Linked DNA regions of Homo sapiens: region 1 is linked to region 2. Evidence: chromatin contacts called from ENCODE Hi-C or POLR2A ChIA-PET data. All regions are on one chromosome and are shown on one strand. The core of a region is the stretch at or near the end of the contact, and the rest is flanking DNA. Distances in the headings are between cores, read along the strand shown.

Region 1 (2,716 bases), core at 27-2,526, 75 kb before region 2:
CATTTATAAAAGCAAACAGTGTGTTCTGGCTAGAATCCTCCCCTTCTCTGTTTAGCCACATGCTTCTCCCCTCCCTTGCTTTGCCTTCAGGAGTCAGTGCAGGCTGACCGCCTGTGCCCAGATGCAGCACTCAGTCTGTCTAAGGTTCCAAGGCTGACTGCACTTCCTCCCTCCTCCCAGCCTGTTGCCCTTCATGCCTTTCCCTGGGCTACCTCCCACCTCCACCCTCCCAAGAAAAACTACCTCCCTCCTTACACACTGACGACAGGTAGTGGCTTCAAGTTGTCCTCATCTTATAATATATATGTAATATATACTTGAAACTTTCCATAGCCAAACCCAGGAAATTCTGGTACTAATGGGTACCCATGAAATCCAGAAGAAGGGACTATTTGTGGGAAAGTGAGCCTTTTGGTCCCCAGTGCTATCCGTTCTCTCTTTTGATATGTGTAATTGCTGTTTTAATGTCATACAGTTAAAATGAGCATGCACAAAGTAAAATGTCATCAAAATCCTCCCATGAAGTGGCTCCCTGCAGCTCATGGACTTAAAGGTGAAAATACACACTTACTCGTCTCCAAAGCCAGTTGTTAGGAATCTTTCTTAGAGATCCCATTTTCATAGGAATTCCAGAATCTCATTTATTTATAGCTGTCCTGCATCAACAATGAATACATTGAATACAACTGGAAGTGCCAATTCCTTCCTGAGTTTAAAATTTATACTGGTGTCTAGTAAATGGCTCTCAGAGAACTTCCTTGGGTTCCAATCATTAAGGGGTGCCAATGAATCATCCAAGATCAAGAAAGAGAGAAAACACTACTGCTACACCTCCTTTTAGAAACAGCATGGGGGGGCCAGGCACGGTGGCTCACGCCTGTAATCCCAGCACTTTGGGAGGCCGAGGCCAGCGGGTCACCTGAGGTCAGGAGTTCCAGACGAGCCAGGGCAACATGGTGAAACCCCGTTTCTACTAAAAATACAAAACTTAGCCAGGCATGGTGGTGCATGCCTGTAATCCCAGCTACTTGGGAAGCTGAGGGAGGAGAATCACTTCAACCCGGGAGGCAGAGATTGCAGTGAGCTGAGATCATGCGACTGTACTCCAGGCTGGGTGACAGAGCGAGACACCATCTCAAAAAAAAAAAAAAAAGAACATGGGGTTTCATCTGGAAGGATGGTTCTTGTCAGCGGATGTGGGAGCCATGTGAGTGTAGAGAGGAATGGAGAGTGAGGATGTAGAGCTCGTACGTGCTCCACACCTACCAGTGTGAGGCCAAGCAGCCCTGCTCTAGACCTCACAGTAGGAGGAGCTGTGGGTCCAGCAGAGGGTTCCTTTCCCTGCCGTCCCCGGAGATCTGAACCTTTCTCTAGATAGTCATACATACTGGACAAATAGGGCAAGATCTTCTACTACGAAGATGTATGTGGTCCAACACATAGCCCAGATTTACGTGGCCTGTCGATGCACACACTAACCCTTGCTGCTATTAGCTCTCCTCCCTAATAGGTAAGAGCACTGATTTTTCCTTAAGCGTGCTATTCTGGAAAAATCTACATGATGCCTGCTCTGGTCTGGCCATGTGACAGTTCTTCCAGAGGGACTTATATGTTCCTGTGGGTTCTGGGACTGGAAACACCTTATCTTGGGAGATGTCTCACACTTAAGTTGAGCAAATGATTTCCCTTCTCGGCTTTTTCACGGTGGATTCACAGGCACATGGTTTCTGTCTGAATGTGTAGAAAACAATTATCTCATCTCATCCACTCACTGTCCTGACTGTCAGAACCTGCCCTTACAAGTCCCAAATCCAGCTGTGTTTCTTCTTCAGTTACAAAAGGAAGTAGAAGATGATCTATTTTAAACTGCCATGGGGAAAACACAATGGGAATCAACAATTCAATTTTTCTTTAACTTTGTTAAGAGAAACTCATTTTTATCAAGCCGTATTGGGAATATAAAAGTAGAAGCTAGAAGGGAAGCAGTGTTGCCTATAATTTGTGTCTGGTCCTGAACATATGCTTTCTTATTTCTTGCACCCGTTTAACCCAGCACAAATCTTATGTATTTCCTACATCATTCATTGTTTTGTGCTTGAAAAAATATTTTTCTCTACATTCATCTTTCTCTGTGGGCTTCCTATTCCTTGACACTCTTTTTGACATCAGAGTCAACTTCCTCCTCAACCTGTCCAAATATTCTCTGACTTATTATTGAATGACTGCATTGGCACTCACCAGATTAGAGTAATTTCCAAGCTAATAATTACACTGGGCAGAGCCACAGACACACACAATCTCACACACACACTCACACACACACACACACACGTGTCTCCAGGCATCCCCTGCAGCCTTTGGCTTCACACATACCACATCATAATGCTGCTGGGAATGGGGAGGTTCCTCCGCTAGGTCCATCGAAGCACCCAGATTAAAATATGGTGACCATTTTATTATTTTATCAGACCAGAAAGGAGAAGCCACGGCCCTTAAAATATAGGTGCCCTTAAAGGAAAATTGAATGAATAATTTTAAGCTGAATACGAGTGTGGAAATCCAAGTTACATGATAACCGCTGGCCTGATGTTCTCATGGCACAGTCTTGATTAATACTTTTTAGCCTACTGCTATATGTTTACTGAACCCCTCAGGACAACTTTAATTGGTTCTGAAAAAGCCTGAATATGCCACATTATTCTAGAAGATGACAGTA
Region 2 (2,893 bases), core at 133-2,632:
CCTCAGCCTCTCAAAGTGCTAGGATTACAGGCATAAGCCACCGCACCGAGCTGCCAGGATTGTTTTAAAATATTTAAGGTCTAACAGTGACACGGGCATGAGATACTCGGAGAATTTTCAGGGTAATTGTTTTATAACTCTACTGAACACCTGTAAAATGCAAATGAATAACAGACATCTGAAAATAATCTTTCCTCTCAATAATAATGATAATGTAGCTACAAAATAATAATGTATCTACAAAACTTTAAATTAAGATTTAATTTGAACAATGAAAACAACAATGAGATAGCATTTTTTACCTCTTAGATCAGCAAAGAGTATAAAGTGGTAACATTTGTGGCTTTACAAGGGCAGAAAACAAGCTGGTGGAACTATAAAAATGGTGTGTCTTAGAAAAAAAAAGTTGGCAAAACTCAATAACTCCCATTCTAGGACATCTACCTTAAGTAAAAGCCATACCCTCATACAGGCAGAATGTTATCATTGCCCAGGCACATCCTGTTCTCTTCTGTGTTGGGTATATAGAAAAATACAAACCCCCCTCCTTCACAGGTAGATGGGGCCAGGTGACTGGCATGGGCCAATGGGCTGTGGGTGGAAAGGAAGCGTTTCCTACATGGTAAGCCTGGCACTTGTGAGTTCCCATTGACTCTGGGCTCTCTGTGCCAATTCTAGAGGGAGGATGGCAATGCTGGCACTTCTTCAGCCTGGTCACCGACTAACTATGCAAAATACAGCTAATAACAAACAGCCCCAAAGTCTCAGTGGCTTAACACAACAAAGCTTTATTTCTTGTTCTCTTACAAAGGATGTGAACAAGATGTCCAACAAAGGATGTTTATCAGCTTAAGCCTAGAAGATCCTAACAACTACACAGAGATTTATATCAAATGAGATTCATTGTAGCATTACTTATAACAGTATAATTTTAACAACACTCTAAATGTCAAAACATAAGAGATGACCAAATAAGTTATGACCCATGGTATAATACTATAATAAATATCTTACAAAAAATAGAAGTGATATGTTGAAGATATCTAGCAGCAATGGAGAAATTCTCACAATAAAATACTGAGGAAAAAAGGCAGAATATTAAACAATTCATACAGTAAAATCACATTATTTATTTATTTAAAACAATTGACTAAATGCAAAGGAAAAATAAAGCCCAAACACCTCAGCATTAGTAATGATCATGGTAGTGAAGCAACACAAGATTAGTGATCAAAAGGCTGAAGGTGGCTGTCAGGGAGTTTGTAAAATGAAGTATTGATGATGAGCTTGAATGATGCTATTTCATGTTAATATAGAAAAAAATAAGTAAAGACTATTTTCCCAAACCATGCAAGCAGCAAGTGGGAATGAGTCATGACTGGTTATGGGGAATTTTTTCATTGAGCAAGCATACCCACGACTTTCAAAATCGTAGCATGGGGCATTGGGCCAATGTGTTTGTTTATTTTCCTTTGTTTTCTCTGACAGCAACCCTAATCTCAGGTTACAGTTTGGCTGGCCATAGTTAAAGGGAAATAGAGATGAAGTGATGAAACATGCAGGGGGATTCAAAGAGCATTCTCGTGGCTTGCTAACCTTAAAATCAAGTGTTGAGGTGTGGATTATTAGATATGCCATATAACAGCACAGACAACTTGAACTTGCCATCCTCAGAGGTTTGAGAAATACGCCAAACCATCTGACTGCCCATAAACATTGTGTACTTAGGAAGGGTGTTGGCTTGCAGAAAAAAATAGGAATGTTTTGAAATTATCAGGGCCCATTCCAGGAAAAAACAGGGGAGTGGAGGATCACTGTGGTTTCAGAAATGGCCATCGGACTGATCAAAGAACTTTCACATCTCAGCAACAAATAGAGTTCCAACAAATCCAACTGTTTCTTCTCTGGGGAAGTCCTTCAGGCTAAGGACTTCCTTTCTCGTCTTTGTGGGTTTTTCCAGAGGCGATCACGTGAAAGTTCATGTCTCAGCACAGTTTGGGCTGGAATGACTCCCATATAGATGCTGATAAACCTTTTTCCAGAGGCTACAAATTCTGTTGTGTGACATCCACAGCTCCTGAATGTCACCAACTAGGAGGTTACTCAGATTCTCTTCCACTGCAGGAGTGACAATTGATAACTCACTGTGAGTGCAAAGTAATACTGCTAATTTTTAAGACAAGGATGACAATGTTTTATAGGATAACTCCCTGAGGATATTTGAGAGAGGAGTAAGCAAAAAGAATTGAGGAGTATAAGGAGCCAGTTGGAATCATTTTTTAGACTCAGGACATAGCAAATTAATCATTTGGAGCATCTGTCATTTGTTATTCATTTAGCAAATTTTTATGTAGCACCTACTGTGTGCATTGTTCTGGCCACTGGCAACAATGTGGATCCTACATCCATAAAAGCTACCATCTAACAGAGGATGTGGATATTTACAAACTAGAGTAATGAAAGAGGAAGTTATTGGGGGATCTGGGCAAGGAGGCAACCTTGAGCTGAACCCTTAAGGAGCAAGAGCAAAAAGCAACTCTAGAAGTCTGTGGACATGGGCTCAAACAGTCTGTCCCTGGTTCGTGGAAGAAGTTGATGGGTTGTGAACAGGTTACTTAGGAACTAGGAAGTCAATGTTAGAATATCGCTAAGATGGGCAATACTTCAGAGATTCCCCACAGAAGCTCAGAGGGAGTCTTAGGGGAAACCTCGCTCTGCCTCACGTTCATTAGCTAATTCTTCTAATCCACTCAGTTGAGTGGTGGTTTCTATCAAGTGTGTCAGTTTGGTCCTTTGGAAAGCAGACACCAAGACAGAGTTTGAAGTGCAAAAGATTTATTGGAAGTAACACCTAAGATATGCGGAGAGAAAGCAAGATATCCAGAGAAAGAAA

Evidence for each region. Hi-C counts contacts between places; a loop is a spot of excess contacts on that map. ChIA-PET counts read pairs that join two places held with the same protein, here RNA polymerase II (POLR2A). Pooled maps may share reads with other maps.
Region 1: a loop to region 2 is called in a pooled map, with 2.1 times the contacts of the local background. The contact joins two enhancer-like sites. A Hi-C loop is called at or near these places in 1 of 168 maps with a recorded cell type or tissue (PC-3) and 2 of 50 pooled maps. POLR2A ChIA-PET finds 5 or more read pairs at or near these places in 2 of 52 experiments (AG04449 and MCF 10A).

Annotation. Positions count from the first base shown.
Region 1 is chr9:90,984,100-90,986,815 of GRCh38, forward strand. No RefSeq gene overlaps it. Among named protein-coding and RNA genes, the nearest start is that of LINC02957, 12 kb to the right of the region's middle. Within about 2 kb of position 1,277, at least 2 of the 41 ENCODE cell types and tissues checked have a DNase peak (open chromatin) inside an H3K27ac peak, as active enhancers do.
Region 2 is chr9:91,059,214-91,062,106 of GRCh38, forward strand. No RefSeq gene overlaps it. Among named protein-coding and RNA genes, the nearest start is that of LINC00484, 58 kb to the right of the region's middle. Within about 2 kb of position 1,383, at least 14 of the 41 ENCODE cell types and tissues checked have a DNase peak (open chromatin) inside an H3K27ac peak, as active enhancers do.